Regions from separate parts of the Mus musculus genome. Here all the other regions are linked to region 2. The links are chromatin loops, found by intact Hi-C in ENCODE. Cell type or tissue: heart. All regions are shown on one strand. Each heading gives the region's core, and the rest is flanking DNA. Links, peaks and the distances in the headings are about the cores only.

Region 1 (8,244 bases), core at 1,365-6,364, 810 kb after region 2:
ATCACAGGGCTCCCAATGGAGGAGCTAGAGAAAGTACCCAAGGAGCTAAAGGGATCTGCAACCCTATAGGTGGATCAACATTATGAACTAACCAGTACCCCGGAGCTCTTGACTCTAGCTGCATATGTATCAAAAGATGGCCTAGTCGGCCATCACTGGAAAGAGAGGCCCATTGGACACACAAACTTTATATGCCCTAGAACAGGGGAACGCCAGGGCCAAAAAGGGGGAGTGGGCGGGTAGGGGAGTGGGGGTGGGTGGGTATGGGGGACTTTTGGTATAGCATTGGAAATGTAAATGAGCTAAATACCTAATAAAAAATGGAAAAAAAAAGAGTTCAAAAAGTCTCTTCTGAGACTTGTAGAATCCAAAATAAATTCAAGACCACTCAGCCCCTTCCCCCTCTGAAGGAACTTTTCAAACTATACTAGCAGGCCAAGTGCAGAGTCTGATAAGGAAGCTGGCTGACTAAACAATGCTGAGAAAAAAACCATAAGGGCAGGCAGAGTGAGGGACTAGGCCAAAGGTAGTGACCCTATGCAAACCAACCAATGCCTGAAAGGGTTACTTGCTGCACCAATTAGAATAAGCCAGCTAGCCTTGTTGCATAAATCTGCTCCTTACAAGGTATAAAAAGTGTGTTCTTTGTTTGTTTGGGGTCTCTCCTCTTGCCTGCGTGCTGGGGGGGGAGGTTCCCCAACATGTTGGATCAAATAATAAAAACCTCTTGTTGGTCTCTGTGAGTGAGGGTCTTTTGGCGGACTTCAACAGACTCAAGGTAATTGGCTAACTGTAACCCTTTATAAAATCCAAATTAAAAAAAGCAGATCACAAATATCAAACATTCAATGGCACATAATATACATTACAATTCCAAAAAGAGGGGGTGGCAGAAGAGGCAGAGTGAGGAAATACTAAACCAAAGCAAGACCAAAACCTAGCAGGACAAACTCCAAATGCTACGTCTCTATGCCTGATATCAAAGCCCTTTTCAGCTCTTCAACTCCTTTCAGTTTTGTTGAATGACAGGAGCGCACTTTGTTCTCTCTCCTGGGCTGGTTCCACACCAGCTCTGCAGCTCTCCTTGACAGGACTCCCATAACTCTGACATCTCCAACATCTTGGAATTTCCAACACAATTCAGATTACATCAACAACTTCACACAATGGCCTCTCTAGGCATCCATGTAGAGACATCCTCCACATATGTCTGGCCCTAGTGACTTTCCTTAGTTATTCCATAACTCCTGTCTCGTATCCTTGATTCTAAAGCCAGAATGATATGGCTAAAGTTAAGAATCCCTGTGTACCCTTTCTTCAATTACATTTACATAAACTTTCTGTTATTGAAGGGGTCCTTTGCTTTTGTTTAATTCCTTTTCACAAGTTGAAAGTTTATCTGGGTGGGACCTTTCCTTAAAGTCACTACTTCCTTTATTCTATTTACCACCAGGCTTTCTTTAAACATTTTATCACCTGGAGCACTAGACTTAGCTCCAGTACACTCTCTTTTCTTCTCAAACTGTACATTTTGCACTTCCCCTTGTCCAGCTTGTTCCTTTTCATTATATATCTGCATAAGAGTGACCACTAATAAACACACAACACAATCAATACTAAGTTGTCTTGCAGTCTTCTTGGTCAATGCCACTAATCCAAACCTTTTATCCTTGGGCAGATTTTTTTTTTTTTTTGAGAAAGGCAGAAAGCAGACACATCCTTCCACAAAATGTCATAATATTTTTTGTTGTTTTAAAAACAAAATCTCAATCATCCTGTTTTACTAAATGAAGACTCAGGAGCCAAAAAACCTACTAACTCCGAATGGCAGAGAACGCACCTAGCTGACCATCCTACTCAGGGACATCCCAAAAGGAAAAAGCCTTTCTCTTTCTCCATGGTGCACCTTTCAACTCAAAGGACGCTTCTGTTTATTTATTTATGTTCACTCCCTGTCAGTTTGGTTACTTGCTTTGCCTCTTGACCTAGGGTTGACTTTATTTAGCTCTGGATTAAAGGTGTGTGTTAGGGCTGAGCCACACCACAAGGTTTTTCTAGTTCACAATCTTGGGTTTCACAATGTGTTCAAATACCCTGAAACACTTCTGCTTCTCTGAAACCTCTTGGGCTGGGCCATCATCATCTACATTGCTCTCAGCACCATTGTGTTCCATGTTCCCAATAAGAAGACCCAGTAATATCCATTTCAAATGTTCAACTACCTTTCTAGTCCAAAGTCCTAACATCTACCATATTCCTATAACAGCATGGCCAAGCCTGTCACAATGATACCCTACTCCCTGGGACCAACTTCTGTTCCCAATTAGTTACTATCAGTGTGATGAAGCACTGACCAAAAGCAACATGGTGAAGAAAGAGATATTTAGCGTTATATATTCACATCACTGTCCATCATTGAAGGAAGCCAGGAAAGGAACTCAAACAGGACAGGAACCTGAAAGCAATAACTGATGCAGAGGCCATGGAGGAGTGCTACTTCCTGATTTACTCATTATAGCCTTCTCAAACTGATTTCTTACAAAACCGAAAACCACTTGCCCATGGATGGCACCACTCACAATGGGATGGGTCTTCCCCATCAATTACTTAGTAAGAAAATACCCTACAGCTGGAACGTGTGGCATTTTCCTCACTTGAGGTTCCCTCCCTTCAGATAATTTTAGCTTGTGTCAAGGTGACATAAAAACTATCCAGTGCATACATACATGGATGTAAATAGAAAGCACTATTTAATATTCAAAAGCTAACCTAAGCACCTTAAAAGGAATTCTTAGCCATCGAAGAACCAGAACAACGTGGCCTAGAGAAGGATATACACAACATAAGTTATTTTTATAGTTATGACTGAATGCATACACATTCTCTCTCTCTCTCTCTCTCTCTCTCTCTCTCTCTCTCTCTCATGTGTGTGTGTGTGTGAGAGAGAGAGAGAAAGAGAGAGAGAGAGAGAGAGAGAGAGAGAGAGAGAGAGAGAGAGAGAGAGAGAGTAGGATTACTGGTGTTTGGAAAAGGAAAGGCAGCTCTGGGAAACAAGAGGAGAAGGTGATGTCATGCATTTAAATCAGACAGCTGAGGTTTCAGTAATGGCAATGGCAAACAGGACTTCTGGTCCTTTAACCAAGTCCCACAGAGGTAAACTATTGCTGCAGCTGCCTCCTACAGCTCCGTATTCCTCCACTACTCTCTCGTGACAAGTCATCTTTGTTGTGCTTAATTACCTTAATTACCTTATGTAAGAAAATTTAATAATACCACCAGTCTCCCAAAGAAGGACCAATGGCTCACAGTTCCAATTCCCTTCTAAGACCTTGGGTCCGGGTCTCAAAAACAAAACAAAACAAACAACAACAACAACAACAACAAACGGCGTTTGTGATTCATAACTAAACTTGACTCCTCCCGCCTTCCGTAGAATCGGTTTTCCCTATGACGGGACCTTTAGCTTTAGTGGAGAAATGAAAGGGCGGAAGTGGGGGGAGGTTATGAGCTGTCTATTCGGATCTCCGAAGTATATTGTCCGAAGAGCAAAGCAAACATATTTGAACACGTTTTTGACATTTTTCTTCCAAAGAAATAGGCAAAGAGAAAGAGGAACTCACTCTCTTCACATTTCTTAACCCTGATCTCAACGCTCGCTGTGCTTTCGGCTTTGCCGGAACCTTTTAGACAGGCAGCTCCTGGCCACCCCAAAGGGTCCTCATTTTGAAAACAGGAGCGGGCCAATCGGATGCGGAGCGCTGTTTGGCGCTGGCATTTGAGCCACTGCTCAGGTGCGGTCGCGTCGGGTCTGATGTGTGCCGAGAAGGTGGGGCGCTGGCGGAGCCGAGTCACTAAGCTTTAGCGGGCCGGGGCCACAGGCAAGGCTGATGGGCTAGGGGAAAGGCTGCGTGTGAGACGGGGTGACGGCGGGGACCAGCCCGGGCAGGGACCGGGACTGGGGATCCCTGAGCAGCCGGCTGGCCCGGCTGGAGGGAGTAGCTTAAGGTTGCATTTCCATCTCAAGAAATCAGAGCGGGGAAGGCCACCCTGCGGGGAAGAGGATAAGTGGAAGTGTCCGGAAGCGAGAAACTAGCTGCAGGCGTTAGTCTGGGGAAACGGAAGAGTCAGAAAAAAGGGAAGTTTGTGGAAGTAACTGACAGGGCTGAGCGACCCGGAAAGAAGGCTGGTGGAAGTGAAACAAGAGTGAAGAGAGGCGCGAGAGAAGAAGGTCTGTGTAAGTGGATCGAGGGAAAGTGGAGGAAGAGTGCCAGAGGTGGCTGGAAGGCAGCGGAGCAGAGCGAGCCTGAGGGCGTTTGGCAAGTGGAAGAGTTGGTTGGTGGCAAAGAAAGTCAGGACCCGGAGTCGGCCTCGGAGAGTAGGCGACGTGTTCGGGATGTGGGATCAGAGACTGGTCAGATTGGCCCTGCTGCAGCAGCTTCGAGCTGTCTATGGCATTAAGGTCAAGGGTGGCCGCGGTCAGTGCGATCGCAGGAGACATGAAACTGCAGCTACGGAAATAAAGGTAAGTTACAACGTGTTGGGACAAGGGCATACCCATTTTATTCTGGATAAGAAAGACACGTGGTTAGAATGCAGTCTCGGTGGTGATGATCAGACGTGCCTCCCTATGTTGCCGTGGGTTTTTGTTTTGTTTTACAGTGCTAGGAATAGGATACCAGGCTCCCTACTTAAATACTGTGCCACCGATCTGGTAATCTGTCGTGTTTTAAACAAGCAGTATGTGGGGGAGGGGAACACACTATCCTGTCAGGCTGGGGTGGGCAGTCAGAACATTTCAAACGAATCATTAGGGAGACAGTCAGGCCAAGTTTAGAAATAGGCTTCATAGGATCCTTCTGTATCCAGCAATTTACGAAGAGGCCTGCTGCCCGACATTTTCGCAGTTTCTGATCTCTTTAGCAGAGTAGACATTACCCACCCAACATCAACATTTGTCCTTGACAAAACAAAGCTGTTTTTTTAACAAGCAAATTGAGAAACCAGAGTTGGTTGAAGTTTTTTGTTTTGTGTTGTTTTAATCACTCACTTTTGCTAAAGTCTCAGGATCCTCACCTCCACCCCCTGCTCCCCAGTTACTTTTGTGTGTGTGCACTGTTGGACCCATGCCATGCTATGCCATGCCATGCCATGCATCTGTGGTCAGAAGGACAACTTGCATGAATTCTCTCCTGTTTGTGGACCTTGGAGATCAAACTCAGGTTGTCAGGCTTAGCAACAAACGCTTCACTCGTCTAACTGTCACTGGCCCAATAAGCTGTTTTTTTGATTTAGTGGTAGAGGTCAAGAGATTTGGGTTGAGATCTTATCTCTAAGACTTTGTGAAAAACTGAATAAGTCATTTTAAAGTAAGTAGGAGCTGGGTGGTAGCACACTCCTTTAATCCCAGCACTTGGGAGGGCAAAAGCCAGCCTGGTCTAGGGAGTGAGTACCAGGCCAAGGCTATACAGAGAAATCCTGTCTCAAACAAAACAAAACAAAGGTATGTGAGTAATTTATTACTAGCACTTTGTAGTATTTGAAGACAAAAAGTTTCCATAATTTTGTATTATGTATTCAGGCTGGCCTTGAACTCACTAACTGATGCTGGCTAAAGCTCTTGATCCTCCAATTTCCCCCTCTCTGGTATTGTGATTAGAAAGGTGTATCACCACACTGACTTAATGTTTGTTTATGGTTAAAAATTACGGTGGATACTTCTGTTGGTAAAACTGGCTTTCCACAACCTTAAAAATGGGTATTTGCTGTTTTTCTTTCATTCCTTAACAAACAAATCCCGACCCTTGCCTTTAGAGACAGGCAGGAGTTTGACTTGCGCTTTGCAGTTAACTGAATGTGGACTGCTTGTTTATGCTCACTAAGCTCCCATCTCTGTTCTATAAAGTGGTAATTCCTGGTAAGTTCTGTAGGTAAGCCTGACACAGTACCTTTCACTTGCCTCCTTTCCAACTATGATAGTTACCCATGTCCTAATTAACAGTTGTATGGTATAAACTCATCTGTGAATGCTAGTGACAATCTAATGAGATGCAAATTTCCTATAACACAGTGACATAAGATCCAGGCTCAGATATAAGAGACAGAGAATGTTAAATGGCTTGATTAAGATTGCACAGCTAAAAGTTAGACAAAGCTAGCATTTGAAAGCTGGCAGTCTTGCCCGTGGGAGCTAATTTTTAATTGTTCTTGACTTGGTGATCATTTTGCTTAGAATATTTGTCAAACAAGCCAAGCGCTAGAGACAGGACAGTAAAATTTCATTTCTGGGTTGAATCAGCAATGCCTCATGGTGCTCTCCAGCAGAAGGACCTGAGTAGCAAGCAATCTGGAGAGCTGGTGCATCTCAACTAAACCAGCAGGAGTTAGGTGCACTGACGTAATTTTGAGTGTGCAGGCATATACAGGCTTGACTTTTTCAATCCATTGTAAAGCCACAGCTTTGTAATTAGTGACATGGTTTTAAGAAATTCATAGTAGGAGCACAGTGGCAAAAAGCACCAAAACCGGGAGAGTACTTTGGGAATCCTTGGTGTTGAACTATGAATGTATGTTCTTAAAAAGTGAGTCTGGAGGTAGCTAAATGAAAATTGCCTTAAATGTTGCAATCTTGGTCTTGTGTACCTCAGGACATAGCTGCAAAGCACTTTGCTGTACAGCGTGGAAAAGGTAAAAATCAAGGTCTCAAATACCCACATCTGATGCATTTTAACAAGTGCTCAGATGCGGCAGGAACTCAGGAGTTACTGCTTGATTTACCAGCTGACTTGGTCTTTTGTGTAAATTGGTATTTGTAGGATGACTAGAGAGGAGTAAAAATAAGGTCACTGAAGAAATGTGTCGCGTAGGGAAGGGTTAATATTTGGAATAAATCTGGTCTAAGCACTAATGAGGTCAATGACTGGCTGAATGCGCTAGAGTATCTGAAGGCAGTGTTTTAATCTTGGTGTCTTTTTACTCAAAACATCTAGCATAATTCTTGGAGTTACTTGCGAGTAAATGTACTTCAGTTAATTGTTCTGTATTGGTTGATTGATAGCTTGGAGTTTATTAACGTTTTCATTCCTAAGATCTTTATTTGCCTAATGTTAAAGATTTTCCTTCATGCCTGAGTTTATGAATAACCAAGCTTGTCATTTTAGGGTAAGGTATTTGGAGTACCCTTTAATTCCTTGCCTCATTCAGTCGTTCCAGAATTTGGACACATTCCAAGGTAAGCTGACTTCAAAATGGAGAGAATATCTCAAACTGGTTTGAAAAATAGTTTCAAAACAGCTGCTGTGTACATTTGCTTACATCCACATTATTTCCTCTCTGAGTGTTGCCTGTTATTATGGGGCTAAAAGATGACTTAGTGGGTAAAGGTGCCGGCAGCATAAGCCTGCTGCCAAACCCGTGTGTAAAGGTGAAAGGAGAAGGCAGCTTCACAGACTTGTTCTCTGGCCTCCAGTGTGGGTGCTGTGACACCAGCACATACACATACTCCTGCTGCTATAACAGTGACAAGTCTTAGACCCAGGAGGAATGGGTGACGCTCTTGTCATCTCTTGGCTGCCTGGAAATAAACACAAACCCAGCCGCCAGTCACCCTGTTCCTCGGGCTGACATCTAATCACTGTCAGTACAGCTATGTCACTGCTTGCAGCTGGTGTACTTTCTAATTTTTTGGTGCTGGTTGTTGAGTTTCAAGTTCAAATTGGTTGAGATTAGTTTGTTGGTAAAATTGAACCTCCACCCCTTAACATGAGGCTGATTATAAGGACAGGGAAGGATTCTGTTTTTCCAAAGGAAAATATTAGAGTGAAAAAAGCTTGATGTTGTTTTTTGGGGAAAAAAGGATGCTAGGTATGTATGCTGTACCAGTCACCACTGTGGAGAGACAGTGGATAGAGCAAGCCCTGAGCCAGGTAGGCATGGTGGCTAATATTTGTAATGCCAGCGCTTGGAGACTGGAGGAATTGCAGTTCACAGCAAAGTGTGAAGCCCCAGTTGGAGCTACATGAAACTTCGTCTTCAAAAAAGGAGAACAAAGCTCACGTCATTCCACATGTAGACATCAAGAAGGGACACCTAGAAGGAGCCTGAGAACCAGTAATTCAGGGAGATACCAGGACAGCCAGAGGGATAGTGGAAAGGACACTTTAGAGCAGGGGGTGGTCGGATGTGTGAGGAGACAGTGGGTTCACGTTGATCTGGTGATTTGGTTGATTTGGTGAGGCGAAAGGCATT
Region 2 (8,244 bases), core at 1,660-6,659:
AACAATTCATTGAATTACAAAATAAAAATCACTATAGTGAAAAGAAACCTTTTAACTTGTTGACATTTACTGGGTTGAAGTTATCTCTATGGCATCTGTGTAGAAAACTATGTATATAGGGTTTTTACTAAATCAAGTGTTCTTAAAATCTGAGCAAATTATGTCTCCACAAATGGATAGTAGTTAAAAATAAGTTTTCCCTATTAACTTATGAGAGTTTTAAGAAACACTTTGCCAGGATCCACTATTAGTATGTTAGTTTGATCAACATTAGTACATGTGTTTGGAAGTAAACTAAAGCATTTCCTTGAAAATGTTGTTTTTGAGTTAGACATTCACAAATTTAGGCTGGCCCTCCTTCAAATACTATTCTTGGTTTGAATAAACTCTTCTCTGTATGTTTCTCGCTAGAGCAGAGCACAATTGTGAGAGTCTAAATTTCCTGCTCATTCTCATGTGGTTTGGAGTCATTCTGATTCTTTGTGGCAGGCAGGGAGGAGATGAACTCAGAGCTATTTCCAACAACATCAGTTATTAAAACCACTGGTGAAAGTCACCAGATGACAATCCTTAAATGATTCATCAGGGTTCATTCAGGCCCTACTTTCAAGCTTCTCCGAACCTTTGCCCAGGCACAATAAATACCCTAAACCTTGGTGTTGCCCTGTCTGCACCACTCTACATGGTATCATTGGCAGAATTCCATCGTAGGCATGGAATCCCCTTGAGCTGAGTATTCACAAAAAAATCCCTCATTTCACAGAAAAGGAAGTACAGAATTGGGTCAGGTGCAAAGTATCTAAGTGGTACAATATTGTGTTTATTTAAATGAAGCTAGCCAAAGTCATATGTAAATCAGTAGCTCAGATGAGAATCTGGAAGGGTGCGTGGGGTGGTCATGCCTCAGGATATAGGCATAAGTGATAAATCAGATCTCTATGTATGACATACTTTAGGAGAAAAACATGGATCTGAGAACAAAAGGCTGAAAGGCACATTAGCCAAGGACCTACTAAGGAAACCTATTCTATACCTTTCAAAAGTTTTATCAAGATATTTCTAGGTCTTAGTCTGCAAAGAGGGCAGAGCAAGGATTCACTGACTTTCAGAATTCAGAGTCACTTTAAGTACTCTGCATGCAAGGACCTTCAAGCTGGAGTTACGAGGAGGAGTAAGGATTCTCAATTCACTAGGGATAAAGTCACGCACACGTAGAACCCAGATGATCCACTTGGTGCCCTTTTCCAATTGTACCTGTGAAATGACACATACAGCACACCAAGATTTAAAATAATCTACTGGGCAGTGGCTAAAACCCATTAGGAATGGCAGGTAAACCATAGAATGATACGATTAAGTAATTGCTGATGTTATGGGGAATGTGGTGTAGATAGAAACAGATATACCATGTAGACAGGTGAGGACTGGAATGAAGTACAATAACAAATGCTGCCACTTCTCCAGGTAACCTCCATTTCACAGGTCAGTCTTAGATAGATAGAAGGAATTACAGACATCATGGAGCAGCTAGATCTCCACCATTCTTGGCAACTGTCTTAGACTCTGATTGCGGTGCTTTTAGATCCACTACCAATGCCCCACCAGAGCAGACTTTTCTTGCACTGTCCTCAGACAGAGTGAGTACAAATGAGATATTAGAACTAGGCCACTGGAAGCTCACTTTGCAGTTCTTTTAACGGATTACTTTGGCTTAGGGTAAAGGTTTGTAAAAAAGGAGACAATACATTTGGCACTGTTATATGAGGTCATTTAGGAAATTCTGTTAGTTGAAAGGACTTCAATTGAAAGTTTTGAGAATTTTTTTCCTAGGGGTAAAATGCACAATACAAAGGATAACATAAAGGTGGCAGGGGGAGCAGGAAACCTCTGAAAACTGGCTGACCTTGGTAACGGGCCTGAGCATGTTATCCCCTCACTTATAGATAAGCCCCAGTATATACACATTATAATAAGTATCTTTGATGAGATTATCTTAGCATGAGGCTAAACACAGAGAAACAAAATGTAATTCTTAATATGCAGCTGTAGGGAGAGCAAGTTCTTTTCTCACCCTCTCTTGAAATGTGGCAAGGAAAAACAATTTTAAATGGTAGAAAATTTTTAAAAAAATGAGTCTTTGAGGCACTTGATGCTTATTTTATCAAAATAGTCCACATGTTAATTACTGATAATCTACACAGCTTTCTAAAATTGATGATAAACAGCTAGACTAACTTTCCTGTCATTGCTATTACTTCGAGTGGCATTTCCTGATTCTAGATAACTGGGCATCACCCTGACTGTCCAATTTGTCTTCCTCTCTGACCAACATAACCTCTCCACCAGTAAGGCTAACCTCTCATATCTTTGTTTGAAGATGTATCTGTTTCTCCTGTCCTTATCTTTCAAGTCCTATACTACTCTAACTACCCATCAGTTCAATGGACTCAACTCCCAATGATCTTGTCATATGTATTACATAAATTGTTACTTTCAAAATTTCATAGGCTGAAAAGCATATGATTCATAATGTATAATTTGAATGCTTTATCTCTAACCAGACACCAACATCTCAAATACTTAATTGATTTGGTAAATAATTATAATCACAGATTATTTTTTGCACACACGATTATAATACTGATACTCATAGCAAATTATCAATGCCATGATGACGCATACCAACTATTTGGAGCCATTGAAAGCACTTGTAGTATGGCAAGACGGATTGCTAATGTGTATCCCACACAATGTGAGGTGTCTCACACATCCTACCTTTAGTTCATGATATTGTTCTCATTTCTCATGGCTTTCTTTAGTAACCCATATCTGTCTATTCAACTATATTGACTGTTTTAAAAATACTAATTCTTTTCATGTTTTGCCAAATCCATCATCTTGTTTTTAGATCACATCACATCATCTCTCCTGGAACATTAAAATAGATTTCTTCCCTAATAGATGTTTTCAACATTGCAGTGTTATAAGAACCTGTTGTCCTTATAAAACCTTCAACCATACCTGTGCTATAAAGTCTGAGATGGCCTACACCACCTTGGATGATCTTCTCTCTCCACCACCCAGACTTCATCTTCCATCATGCATTCTGGTTACTCTTCTCCAGTTACCTGTTCTTTTGTCATCAAACCTTCAGTTCAAAACCTGTGCCCAATTCATGTCCTGCCAGCAGTCTTTAATTAAAATACAATTTTAAAAGCCAGGTGAAGGGCTGGAGAGATGGCTTAGCGGTAAAGAGCACTGACTGCTCTTCCAGAGGTCCTGAGTTCAATTCCCAGCAACCACATGGTGGCTCACAACCATCTGTAGTGGGCATCCAATGCTGTCTAAGGCTGTGTCTAAAGGCAGTGACAGTGTATCCCACATGTATGAAATAAATATGGCCAGAACCAGCAGGCTGGAAAAAAAAAAGCCAGGTGAAAGTAGAAATCAGAAAGGGAGATTTATTCAACATGGATACATTGGGAAGACGGATTTTGGGAGTTTGGGCATTCACTGGAGATATATATATGTATATATATACATATATATATATATATATATATATATATACACACACACACACATATACACACACACACACACACATATATATATATATATATATATATATATATATATGTATTACATGTATATAATGTGTATATACATAGGCAGTGGTGGCGCACACCTTTAATCCCAGCACTCAGGAGGCAGAGGCAAGTGGATTTCTGAGTTCTAGGCCAGCCTGGTCTACAGAGTGAGTTCCAGGACAGCCAGGGCTACACATAGAAAACCTGTCTCAAAAAAAAAAAAAAAAAAAAATATATATATATATATATATATATATATATATATATACATTCTTTACATATGAATAATATTCAAAGATGTATATGTTTAAGTTAGTTTAACTCACCAATAATGCCACGTGTACCCTCTATTTCTGCATTTTTTTTCTGTCTCTCTCTTTCTCTCTCTTTTGGTACAGTATTTTTCACTTTAACATACAATTCTCTTTTTAAATTCTCTTCTTCCTACACCTCTACACAAACTCCTTGTTCATGGATGTAGGTAGGCATGGTGGTCTATATCGTACACCAGTTGATCCCAGGAGCTCCAAAGAGTGCTTAGTACATTCAAATAACTAAGTACTGGCAAACGTATTTTAAATTAGATTTTCGTTTTGCTTTCTGGAGTGCAAGTTTTTCAGTTTCTGTATTGGGAAAATGCAAAAACACAGTATAGGAGGCGGAGGTCATGTAGCCTCACTGGTTCAATGGGCAGAGATGCAAACCTCGAAGTTAAAAGTGATCAGGGGTTAGTGGGTTTTTTTTTTTGGAGGGGGGGTAGGAAGGGCGAAAAGATTTCTTTCTTGTAGTTGACGAAGAGAGGAGAGAGACTAAATCCCCTTTCCAAGGTAGTGTTTCAAATCTTAGAACTTGTGACTTTGAATTTACTACCCAGACAATCCCAGCACCCTCAAGCGGTTTACCAAGGACCATGCCCTTCCCTTGGCAGCTTCACTGCCCTTACTTAGGTGGTTAGGCTGTGCCTAAACTTTTTTCTTTTTGTAAATTCTGAGCCATATATCCATGTATCAGGGAACAGATGCTGAGACTACCTAGCCTCTACACCCGGGTGTTCAGCAAGGTGCTGAAGGGGCAGTAGGCATGGTCGAGGGCAGGCAGCGCAGCAGACACCAGGTCGAGGACCGCGCGTGTAGGTCCAGTCGCCGCGGGATCCCGGGCCTGGCGTCTGTGGTTACCGCACGCACGCACGTACGCACGCACACTGCGCCCAGAATGAGGGTCGCGGCCCTGATCAGGTAATGAGGACTGGGGCCATCGCTTTACTCTTGGGCAAGGCTATATCCTGACGCGGCCACTGTAGAAACATCCGGAGCCACTTCTTGGGGCGCCGCGTGGGCCGGCCGGCGCCACGGCCACCGGAAGAGGCGGGGCGATCTGCTCGGGCTCCCTGGCCCCACGCGCCTCCTCTCTGGCAGCTTGGCAAAGCTAAACAGCACTAATTCCTGGGTCCTCCTCCTCCTCCGTGGGCGCATGGTCACCACGCCTGTTGGACTTTTATTTGCTCTGAACTTTGAGAGCCGCTGTTAACTTCACTTACTTGTTAGCAGTTTTTGTCCTCTATAATTCTCCTCAGTCTTGATCCTTTCCAGGAAGGAGGATTGCAACCTCACTCTCTTCTCACATCTCTGGCTTGCCGGGAGAGCTGTAGGATCCCCTAGATGGTTTGAGATTGCTTTGCTCCTATGTTGTCAGACACCTCCGTTGGAACTCAAGCTACTGACAGATGTATTTCCTCCTGGTTGAGTTGAAAATAAGCTAGGTTTTTCTAGATGCTCTGGAGTGCGTTGGATACAAATTTGCCTTACTGACCCTGGGCAACCCAAGTCATATTCCAAAAGTAGTTTGAAATCTAGTAACTTACTTAAAAGCCCAGATACTATAGCTGATAAGCAGAGCTATCCTTGATCTGTTTCAGTGCCTGGCAGTGATAAGGGGCATAGCAATATTAGTTTAAGACCCTTAAGTGTATTGTTTCTTGAGATTTAGACCTCAAAAAAGTGTGAATTCCACTTTATTGCTACAGTCTCTTTTTGTTAGCCTAGTGAAGCACACGTACACATTTGTTGTTAATGCCCTAGGTAACTGATGCTAGTTGACAGTGGGTGACAGTCTAGGTAAGCCAGTTTCTCTAGTGGCAGGAAAATGCCAGATCTGTTGATTCTGTGCCATTTTAAGGAAATGAAAACCCACCATAATTTAATAAATTTTACACATAAAGGGAATAAAACTTTAACCATCACGATTATTTGGTGAAGAGAGATAAAAATTAAATGTGAGCCAGGAAGGCAGCCATGGAACTTAGTTTACCGAAGCTCAGCAGGGTAGTAAAACATGTGAAACTGGAGAGAAGAAAGTCTCAGTGGAGTGTGTTCCTCAAAACACTCAGTGGATAGGAATTTAGAGGTGCTGTTTGAGAAATTATACAATTAAAAGCTGTATATTAGGAAATAAGAATGCACAAAATAAATATACATGTACTGTGTATGATTGTGTATAACATGGCCATATATTTAAGCTTCAGTTTGATAAATCTGTGTGCATTGTGTACCCACATGCATGTATTTGAATTTGTGTGTACAACAGTTGATAGGGTATGAATGTATTTCCAGGACAAAATGAAACACATTCTTTTATATCACTAAGTCAAAGACTAAAAAAAACTCAAAAAAAAAAAAAAAAAAAAAGATGTCCTGTTGAATGGAAGCTTGTAGATTATCTAGGCAGGCTATTTTAAATTTATTCTGAAGCATAGAAACCCAAATATATTGTGATTGCATTGTCTGCCTTTGGAATCTTCTGCCCGATCTGGGCTGCATTGTCTAGTCTCAAGAAGAAGCACCTAATCTTATTGCAACTTGATATGCCAAGGCTGGTTGGTCCTTAGGAGGCCTCCCCTTTTCTGCAAAGAAGGGGTGGTATGGTGGATGGAGCTACATGAGAGGGAGGTACTCATAGGAGAGGAGCGAGGAGAGGTGGCATCAGGATGCAAAGGAAATGAATAACATCATCATAATAATTAACAGTAAAAAATTCTTTGTTCCTGAATGCTTTTTGTTCTTTGAGTACTCTGTGTTCTGTAGAACACAGCTTGAGAAATACTTTGAAAGGATATTTAAAGAGTTGACATATTTTAAACCATAAAGTTAGGAGGTGATTATGGATGTTCACCCTTGAATCTCTAACGTATTTCTAGAGCATTTGTTTATTTGTTTTGGGGGGAACATAGTAATAGGATCCAATAGAGAAAGTTATGAAGACCTACTTTGGCGCATATCTGAAAAGATGAGGCCTGGGATTTATTTATTTATTTATTTATTTATTTACCTGACTGTCTTAGTCAGGGTTTCTATTCCTGCACAAACGTCATGACCAAGAAACAAGTTGGGGAGGAAAGGGTTTATTCAGCTTACATTTCCATACTGCTGTTCATCACCAAGGAAGTCAGGACTGGAACTCAAGCAGGCCAGAAAGCAGGAGCTGATGCAGAGGCCATTGACGGATGTTCTTTACTGGCTTGCTTCCCCTGGCTTGCTCAGCCTGCTCTCTTATAGAACCCAAGACTATCAGCCCAGAGATGGTCCCACACACAAGGGGCCTTTCCCCCTTTAATCACTAATTGAGAAAATGCCTTACAGCTGGATCTCATGGAGGCATTTCCTCAACTGAAGCTCCTTTCTCTGTGATAACTCCAGCTGTGTCAAGTTGACACAAAACTAGCCAGTACACCTGATCTTGTAAAACTATTTTAACAGAGCTTTCTTTCTTTTTTTCTTTTATTGGATATTTTCTTTATTTACATTTCAAATGTAATCCCATTCCACCTTCCCCTGCTTCTCTGAGGGCACTCCCCCACCCACCCACCCACCCACCTACTCCCGCCTCCCCACCCTGACAATCTCCTACACTGGAACATCAAGCCTTCACAGGACTAAGGGCTACTCCTCCCATTGATGCCCAACAAGGCCATCCTTTGCTACATTTGCAACTGGAGCCATGGGTCTCTCCATGTGTACTTTTTGGTTGGTGGTTTACTCCCTGGGAGTTTTGGGGGTTGGGGGTTGTCTGGTTGATTGATGTTGTTGTACTTCCTATGGGTTTGCAAACCCTTTCAGCTCCTTCAGTCCTTTCCCTAACCCCACCATTGGGGACCCAGTGCTCAGTCCAGTGGTTGGCTGCGAGCATCAACCTCTGTATTTGTCAGGTTCTGGCAGAACCTCTCAGGAGACAGCTATATCAGTCTCCTGTCAGTAAGCACTTCTTGGCATCCACAATAGTGTCTGGGTTTGGAGACTGTATATGGGATGGATCCCAAGGTGAGGCAGTCTGAATGGCCTTTCCTTCAGTCTTTGCTCCACATTTTGTCTCTGTATTTGCTCCGGTGAGTACTTTTTCCCCCTTCTATGAAGGACTGAACAAGCATCTACACTTTTCTCTTCCTTCTTCTTGAGCTTGATGTGGTCTGTGATTGTATCTTGGGTAGTTGAAGCTTTTGGGCTAATATCCACTTATCAGTAAGTGAATACCATGTATTTTTTTTTTTTTTTTTTTTTTTTTTGTGACTGAGTTACCTCACTCAGGATAATATTTTTCTAGTTCCATCCATTTGCCTAAGAATTTCATGAAGTGATGGTTTTTAATAGCTGAGTAGTACTCC
Region 3 (8,244 bases), core at 1,611-6,610, 930 kb before region 2:
TGCTGAATTTAGAAGTCAAAACAAAGACCATTTAGCAAGATAGTGTGGTACCTCTGTGGAGGAACTCACCTGAAGGAGAGCTGAGCTAGCCATTTTTTCCCAGGGAATACAATTCTTACTTGAATAAACAATGAATGAAATATGATTATTCAGATTTGGGTATCTGGCAGACGTTTTTCTCAGATACAAATGACGTGAGCCTGTCATTTCAAGGAAAACAACTAATAGCAAGTGTTGCCAATGGTAAAATTTGAGCTTCCAAGGGAAAATTCAAATATTAGAAAGCTCATATCCATCACTATAGCTTGACAGCTTCAAATCTTACACACTTCTAATGAGATCACTGATGAGATTAGCAAATGTGATTTTTTCATAAAATAGAATGAAAGGTGACAACATTTTGAAGGTTTGTATGGTTCAAATCAATATTGCATAGGTAAAAGACCCACTAACTTTCAAAACAGGCCACTGGGTTACAATGCAAGACGGTGACAAGCAGTTGATGAGTTTCCTATCCCACGTTACAGTCAGCCTTCAAGAAACTAGCATTTGTTAGGTTTTGTGTAATAAAAACACAACAGTGGGTTTTTTTTAATCCACAGTATCTAAAAAGCCTATTAAGTTACTCTTTTCTTTTGCAACTACCTATGAGTTCCTTAGTATTTCTTCCTGTCTTTTTCTGTTGTAATGTATCTGTGTGTCTGACCACAGGCCTGCAGGTACACTCATGCATGCATGTACATTTGGTGGCACATCTGATATCTTCTCCTATGGCTCTCCATATTTTTCAAGACATGGCCTCTCCATGACCTACCTAGTCACTGCCAGGGCTTCCATTGCAACCCTCCTCCTTACAAGGAGGTCGATCGGGGGTGTCACAGCAATGGCCCGTGTTAGTTTGCTTTCTATTGCTACAATAAAACACTGGGACCAAAGAGACAACTAGGGGTGGAAAGGGTTTATCTCAGCTTACAGTTGCAGATCATCACAAAGGAACGTTAGAGCAGCAACCTACAAACAGAACTGAAGCAGAGACCATGGAGGGACAATGCTTACTGGCTTGCTCTCCATGGTTTGCTCAATCTGTTTTCTTACACATTGCAAGACCACCAAGGGGTGGCTGGACCCTCTCATATCAATCACCAATCAAGGAAAGATACCCCATGAAGAGAGACAGGAGAGAGGCTCAGAAGGCCAGGAGAGTCAATAGAAATCTGCAGCTGCCCCAGGGGTAAGGATGGATGTGGGTGTGGGTGGAGGTGGAGAATCTCTAGGAAGTCCAAGAGACATGGAATGGGGGAGGCTCCCAGAAGACAAAGCATGTGACCTTGACCAAAATGCTAAACAGAGGAGACAAGGAACCTGAAGAGGTTCCCTCCTACAGGATCCAAATTCAGGCCCCTCATGCTTGCATAGCAAGCACTTTCCTCAGTGAGCCATTTTTCCAGTCCCTCCTCTTATCCTTTTATCAGCAATATATGACAACTAGTTAAATATAAAAATAGATGCAGCTTCTTGTAGTTAAGGCAGATCTTAAAGAGATTTGCAAAAGTATACAGCCGTATCTCAACCATTTTTGGAATTATGACTATTATAGATAAAATGTCAACAAGCAATATACTTACTATTATTCAAAACAAATTTAGTAGTATTTTATTTAATTTCTCAGCTTTAATTTAAATTTTAGAAAACACTCTAGGATATAACTATACATATAACTATACATACGAACACACACACACACACACACACACACACACACACACATATATATATATATATATATATATATATATATATATATTTTAATGGTGGGGCTGGTAAAATAGTTTCGTAGATCAAATCACTTGCCAAAAAGCCTAACTACATGAGTTCCACTGCCAGACCCATTTGATGGAAGGAAAGAAACAACTCCAAATTTTCTTCTGACCTCCACACATACCTTGACACATATGGATCCAAATACATACATATGTTCTTTTGAAAATAGTAATATGTGTCCATAATGATAGCAATGTATCAAAAAAGCTCCAAAACTCCCTAGCAATGTATACACATATAAAACATTCCATATACTATATAACATACATGTGATAATATACCTACATCTTATACCTTTTCCCCCTGGATGGTCAGTCACCACTCATTTTAGAAAGGATGCAAAAAAAACTAGTGATAATAATTAAATTCCAACTTGTCAACTCTGCTCTTGAACAGGAACTATGATAAATCCCCTAGCTACAAAGTCCTTAAGTATGGACAATATTGGAAGGAGAGCCTTTCTCTTTAGAGTCTAGGAAAATTAGTCTACCAAATATGAGGTCATGAAAGATATGCTTCAATTTGTATTGATACCTACTATCCAATAACTTGTCTTTCTCAATGAAATCTCTCTGGTGATGCATGGTCAAAGGCTATGTGTTATTGATAGGAAAGCTCTCCATTAGGAGTAACTATGCTCAATGTCATAATATGTTTTGAATAAAAAAATATACAAAATGTTCTGTATTATTTAACATATTAATTATGATGACCTAGTTGTTTTGAACAGGTATTCAAGTAATGAGTGGGTCTCAGTTTTTACATCTTATAAATGGAAAAAAATCTATGTTATATAATCTCTAAGAAACCTTTCCTAGCAGGTGGGAAAATCCTAAAATCCCACAACAAAGTGAAAAGTATGAAACCCATGGGGAATACGTATGCACACAATGAGAAACCTTCAGACCTTGAGATCCAAATGACCAGACTCAAGAGTGTGACCCCCTAATGTTCTCAACTCTATAAAGAATCTTTTCATTGCACAGCCAACAAGACAAGGCCCCCTTTGGGCCTGGGCCCTCTTGCTACCAGTGGCAATCCGAAAGGGTCCTGTTCACTCTAGATCTACCATCTCTAGGTGTCTGTGTCAAGTTGGCAGCACCCCAGTGCGATGAACCGCCAATTCACGTTTTTTTACGTTGCAAAGATCCCATTACCAATTATTTACTGCTAGTATCTGTGGATTAACCACTGGTCATCTATGAAGCACCTACTTAATATGTGTACACTCTCATACCCGCAATATGTATCAAGTAAAGATCTGCTGAGTTGGATTCAACTCCCAAGGCCTGGAGTGACTTCAGGAGCCTCAGCCATTAAATGTTTTGTATGGTAGGCAGGTGGAGGGAAGAGAGCATTCTCATGATCTTCGACCTAACTCTGTTCCTCCCATTTGTGTGTGACACGTGGCTTCTATGACTGCCAGGGTGGCGGGAACTGGGGTGCAGGTAAAATGCTGTGAGAATTGGAGATGGGGACTTACCTGGGGAACCTCTGCTTCAGCTTCCTCAGGCTCTGCCTAGTGGGCGGTACAGACACTAGGCACTGGGCTATCTCCTCGTACTGGGCTTTGGTTAGTATCATATTGGGCCCAAGGAAAAATCACCCTTGGGCTCGTGCGGGCTTGGTGCCTAGAACCTAGGGAAGGGCAGAGCGCGGTACGACCCTGGGCCCTCCACTTATTTAGCTATCCCTTATGCCCCCAAAGCACACCCCCCTAGCTGCACCGCGGGGCGGAGACACGCAGCGTCCCAGGCTTCACCTCCGCGGGAGAGGCGGGCTGTAGAACTATTTGCGCCAGCAGAGTGTACTGAGCAGCCGCAGTAAGCCGGGCCGAAGGCAACTAGCCGCCATCTTGGGTAAGGGCAAAGCAACCAGGAAGTGGCGGCTGCGTACCGAATTCTTTTTGCGTCTTTAGGGGCAGGTGTCCCCAGCAACACCTCCCTGAGATCGGAACCCAGACGCTCATTGAAGACACTCTGCCAGCTGCGAGAAACACAGACGGCCCGTTTCGGGTCACAGGGATGCTTTTCCAGCCTGGAGTTGGAAACCCGGAAGTGCTCTGGTGGAGCGCGGGATTTGAATGTGTTTTTTTCCGACACGCCCAGTTCTGCCGCTCTGAGCAGATGGCCTGCAAAGGAGCAAGGTGAGCGGAAGCTAAGCAGCGAACAGGATCTCTGCAAACCAGCGGTTTCGCCTGTGCTGGGAAAGTTCTTCAGCCTCTCCCGTGGAAGGCAATGCTGGTTTTGTTGAGAACTTAAATTCTGCATTAAATTCTCTGGTGGAAAGCAATGCTGGTTTTGTTGAGAACTTAAATTCTGCATCTTAAAACAACTGGCAGTAGAATGTCAATTCCACTCTCGCATACATAAAGAAGTAAATTCCTGGCCCCCACAATAGTGAGTGCCCAATAATGTGTAGAAATACGAACTTCTGAGTTAATATATTAGAGCATCTATATATTTGGTTTGGTTTGGTTTGGTTTTTTGAAACCTTTGTTTCTAAGGTGGGCGTATGATATGTGTTCTCTCCCATTTTGAGCAAAAGGAAGAAAATCTGCTTAGGTTTTAGCACGTTTAAACGGTTTACTGCTTTCATTTGGTGTAAAGTGTAAGTTGGAAGGTTGGCCTAGATAAGACCCCATTGGTAAATTCTTTAGTTCATCAAAGCCTCAATTACTTTACCTATAAAAATTTGTAATTCATGAGGCAGGTTTTAAGACTAAATAAGGTAGTATAGAGCCAAGTTATGGAGTCACCGTAGTTGTCAGTCAACAGATGAAAGAATAAACAAAATGTGGTTTAGAAACACAGTTTTAAAGATTAAAATAATGACTACATCTGGAAAAAGGACTCAAACCAATATCTTTTGCTTCCTCTCCCTTGTGGCTCTTCAGTTTTACATAGATCACAAGTACACACACATTTACATACATACACATATGTACAAGAAAGAACGCAGAGAAATACTGAGAAAGCAATAAGACTGGGGGAGTGTGTGGACATAAAAATGAAAGAATTTATATTTGTGAAATCAGCACTATGTCCAATGACCATCTGTCAATAAAAACAATAAGATAGTACAAGAGACATTTATTTAGCATAGCATTCAACAGACATTATTTACGTAACTTAGGTTATAAAGACTAAGTTCCTTAAGTAAACTAGGTAGGATGTTTACTAGATAGTGTTTTGTTGGTATTCTTGTAAGGACTCCCTTAATCCCAGTAACTTCCCCTGGCGCAGGTTCTATCCCCATTATTGCTCCGTCCTTCCTTTGTTCAGAGTGAACAAAGGCATAAAAGGTCAAGGAACTTCCCGGAGGTCATGAGAACAAGTCAATAGCCAGAGTGGGATTTAAGTGAAAATTGGTACGCTGTGTTGCTGCCTCTCAACAATGCGTAATCACTTCATCTCCTAGTCACTCTCCTAAACCCAAAGGGTCCATTTTTCTGTTTTTTTTTTTTTAAAGTAAATACTCTAATTAAAAAAAAAAAAATCACATACAAGGGGCTCTTTTTCCCCCTCTAGTTTTCACTATATTTTCTTGACAGTTTCCAAAGTTCAGGACCAACAGCGGTCCCTGAATTGAGCAAGCGCTGCGAGTTTCTAGATCTTTACCTCAGAAAGTTTCCTTCCCATATGCTTTACATCTAGATCTGGTTGTGTGACATTAGCGCATAACCGTTATTTATGGCAGCGGAGCCTGGAGTTGCCACCTGGTTAGTTTGTTGCTGACCCTGCCGTGACTTGTGCAGGAAAGCTGACTGACGAGAAGCAGACAGCACTTGGCTCCCAATCCCTCTCCCCTTCACAGCTTCGCTCCTTCCAGTTCACAGCCATCGGGGATTTTATAGAAAACATCAGTTCAAGGATGTTTGCGCTAGTTGTTTTTATAGCAACCCTCTTCTCCCTGGCTTTTGTCCTGCCCTCGCCCTCACAACCCTTACGGAAATGGCCAGGTTTCTTTTCTTGTTTTTATTTTGAACATGCTGGCAGCCTACTATTTTAACTCAAATCTGGTCGTTGTTTACAAAGTTAGTACTGGGAGAAGCAGAGTGTTCTGTGCTGCTTTCATCTGCAGTGACGTATTAGGTACAAAATAAGAGCTGGGCGGAGCTCTTCTGCTGTGACTTAATTGGTTTTTTTCCCCTCCTAACAGAAATGCTTGCACTTGGCTGAGCATGTACTTGAGGCCCCCTTTTTTTCTTCCTGCTCCTGCCCGCTTTGCGCTCATCCCTCATCACCCCCTTCCTGGATGGTTGAATGTTGAACATTTTAAAAGAGGGGTGCAGTGTGGATGTGAGGCATGTGCTCCTTTCAGTAAAGGCACTGATACAAAGGGTTAAAATTAAGAATGAGCAGAGTTAGGCGGCTGGGGAAATTATTCCCACTGTAGCAGAGTTCTAAGCAGAGTAAGGAGTTCGTGGCCTTGGAAAGACTCAGCCATATTTTCAAATAACCTACCAAATCGAGCGCAAGTTTTTAAAACCATGATCACACTACTTTTATTATATTGAAAACTCTGATGCTCTTCATAGGGCTTCTGTCAACATTTACACTGACCATTTTAAAGTAAATGAAGTCTACTAACTGAACATGTGGAAAGAAGAATGCTAATTTTTTGAGAGTCTGTTATGGGCAATTATCATTCCACTGATACCTTATGTTACTGAATCTCGGCAGTTACACTGTCCAGTAAAGCTACTGGTTTATATATTGGAAACTGAAGTCAAATAATAATGATGATGATGATGGTGGTGGTGATGCTGCTGCTGATGGGTCGGGTTGGAAAGATGGCTTATCAGTTAAGAGCACTTGCTGCTCTTGCAGAAGACCCAGGTTTGGTTAGTAGCACTTGCATGATATCTCACAACCATTCATCACTCTAGTTCCAAGAATCCAATGTCATCTTCTGACCTCCATGAGCACCAAGCAGACATATGATCCATATACATACATGTGAGCAGAACACTTATACACATAAAATAAACCTAAAAAACAATTAAGGTCTGCTTACCTGGAATGTTTCGTTACTAAATTGTAAAACGGTGGTTTGAACACAAGCTGATCTGATTATGAGATATTATGTCATCTCTCTTTTGAACCAAAGCTTAAATCACCTTTCAGCAAGTAGTCATTTTATTCTAATCTCAAAACAATAATAAAAAAAATCTTCTGATTATCAGTGAAGATGAAACACCTGCTGTGGAGAGGGGAGGCAACTACTCAACTCAATAACTGAAGAAAAAAGGCCGGGCAGTGGGGGCACACGCCTTTAATCCCAGCTCTTGGGAGGCAGAGGCAGGCAAATTTCTGAGTTCAAGGCCAGCCTGGTCTACAGAGTGAGTTCCAGGACAGCCGGGGCTACACAGAGAAACCCCGCCTCGAAAGAAACCAAAAGAAAAAAGAAAAGAAAATGAAGAAAAAGTGGGAAAGAAAATATACAGAAAGACAAACCAACTGTAAACAGATAGGGATGAGTGTGTGTCTGTATGAAGTCAGTCGGGGGAAGGTCTGTAATCAGTGGTCTAAGACCAGAGGAATGTCCACGGGACTTTCACCAAGATCCACTACACACCGAAACTGCCACATCTTCCTGCAGTTCAGTGTGGCACCTCTTTGGGTCTTTGTTGTCAAAAAAAAACAAAAAAAACAAAAACAAAAAAAAAACCCACTTAGCAAAGGTAAAGCCTATAAGTGGTTTCTATTAACTTACTGTGCCACATTTTAGAAGAGCATTTCTCAAATTATCTATGTTAAACCACCTCTTTTCTTTCCATTTATTGTGGACAAATTATTAAAATAAGATCAAAAATGAATTACTGAAAAGTGAAATGTAAAAAGATAGAGACACGCTGGCAAGTTTGTTAACAAGGGACTCAGTCAAGTGGCATAACTCTTTGCAGCCTTTAATGTTTGCTATATTTAGATAAGAGACCAAACCTTTTGGGTTCAGACTCCATCTTAGAAGACCTGACAAAGGTTGAACTCAAGTAAACTAACTGGCTAATACCTCACACCAGTTTCCAGGCTACCCCACCCCTCAACAAGACCTGTGTCTACCAGTTTTCAAGGTTACTCCCCAACAAAACTTGCATCTAGCACCAGTTTCCAGGTTATTCCCTAGCAAATTTGCCTCTGCCACTTCACTTCCTAACAACCACCAATCAGGAGAAAAGCTGAAGTTAAGTTTACGGTTTGTCTCCCGGAACCAGCCAATTATGTTAAAGGCCATAATGTACCCCCCCCCCCAGTCAGATGTGTAGCAGGCTCGATACCCCCATCTTGCCTCTATAAATGCTTGTCTGAAACTAAGCTCAGGGCGCCTCCTTTCTGCTGTATCAGGGTTGGGTGGGGAGCCCAAGCAGGAGCTTGAATCAAGGGCCCCTAATGTGATTGCATCGGATTGGCTTCTTGGCAG

What was found. Peaks named below come from ENCODE experiments on the same cell type or tissue, not always from the same donor. Only the 100,000 strongest peaks of a DNase experiment are listed, where the experiment ranks them.
Region 1: a loop joins it to region 2, with 10 times the contacts of the local background. A loop is called at or near these places in 6 of 42 quality-filtered maps.
Region 3: a loop joins it to region 2, with 10 times the contacts of the local background. A loop is called at or near these places in 12 of 42 quality-filtered maps.

What each region holds. Positions count from the first base shown.
Region 1 is chr2:113,844,239-113,852,482 of GRCm38, reverse strand. It overlaps Arhgap11a (Rho GTPase activating protein 11A), which reads left to right and starts at 3,822. Exons shown (of 12, transcript NM_181416.3): 1 at 3,822-4,522; 2 at 7,158-7,228. The coding sequence starts at 4,394. In heart, for the core only: no CTCF peak of the experiment used is centred there; DNase peaks (open chromatin) are centred at 3,492, 3,752 and 4,262; H3K4me3 peaks cover 3,241 bases; H3K27ac peaks cover 2,203 bases.
Region 2 is chr2:114,651,412-114,659,655 of GRCm38, reverse strand. It overlaps Dph6 (diphthamine biosynthesis 6), which reads left to right and starts at 4,692. Exons shown (of 9, transcript NM_025675.5): 1 at 4,692-4,825. The coding sequence starts at 4,803. In heart, for the core only: a CTCF peak has its summit at 4,505; DNase peaks (open chromatin) are centred at 4,725 and 4,935; H3K4me3 peaks cover 1,792 bases; H3K27ac peaks cover 2,052 bases.
Region 3 is chr2:115,577,046-115,585,289 of GRCm38, reverse strand. It overlaps BC052040 (cDNA sequence BC052040), which reads right to left and starts at 3,574. Exons shown (of 11, transcript NM_207264.4): 1 at 3,305-3,574. The coding sequence starts at 3,405. In heart, for the core only: a CTCF peak has its summit at 3,548; a DNase peak (open chromatin) is centred at 3,599; H3K4me3 peaks cover 2,747 bases; H3K27ac peaks cover 3,101 bases.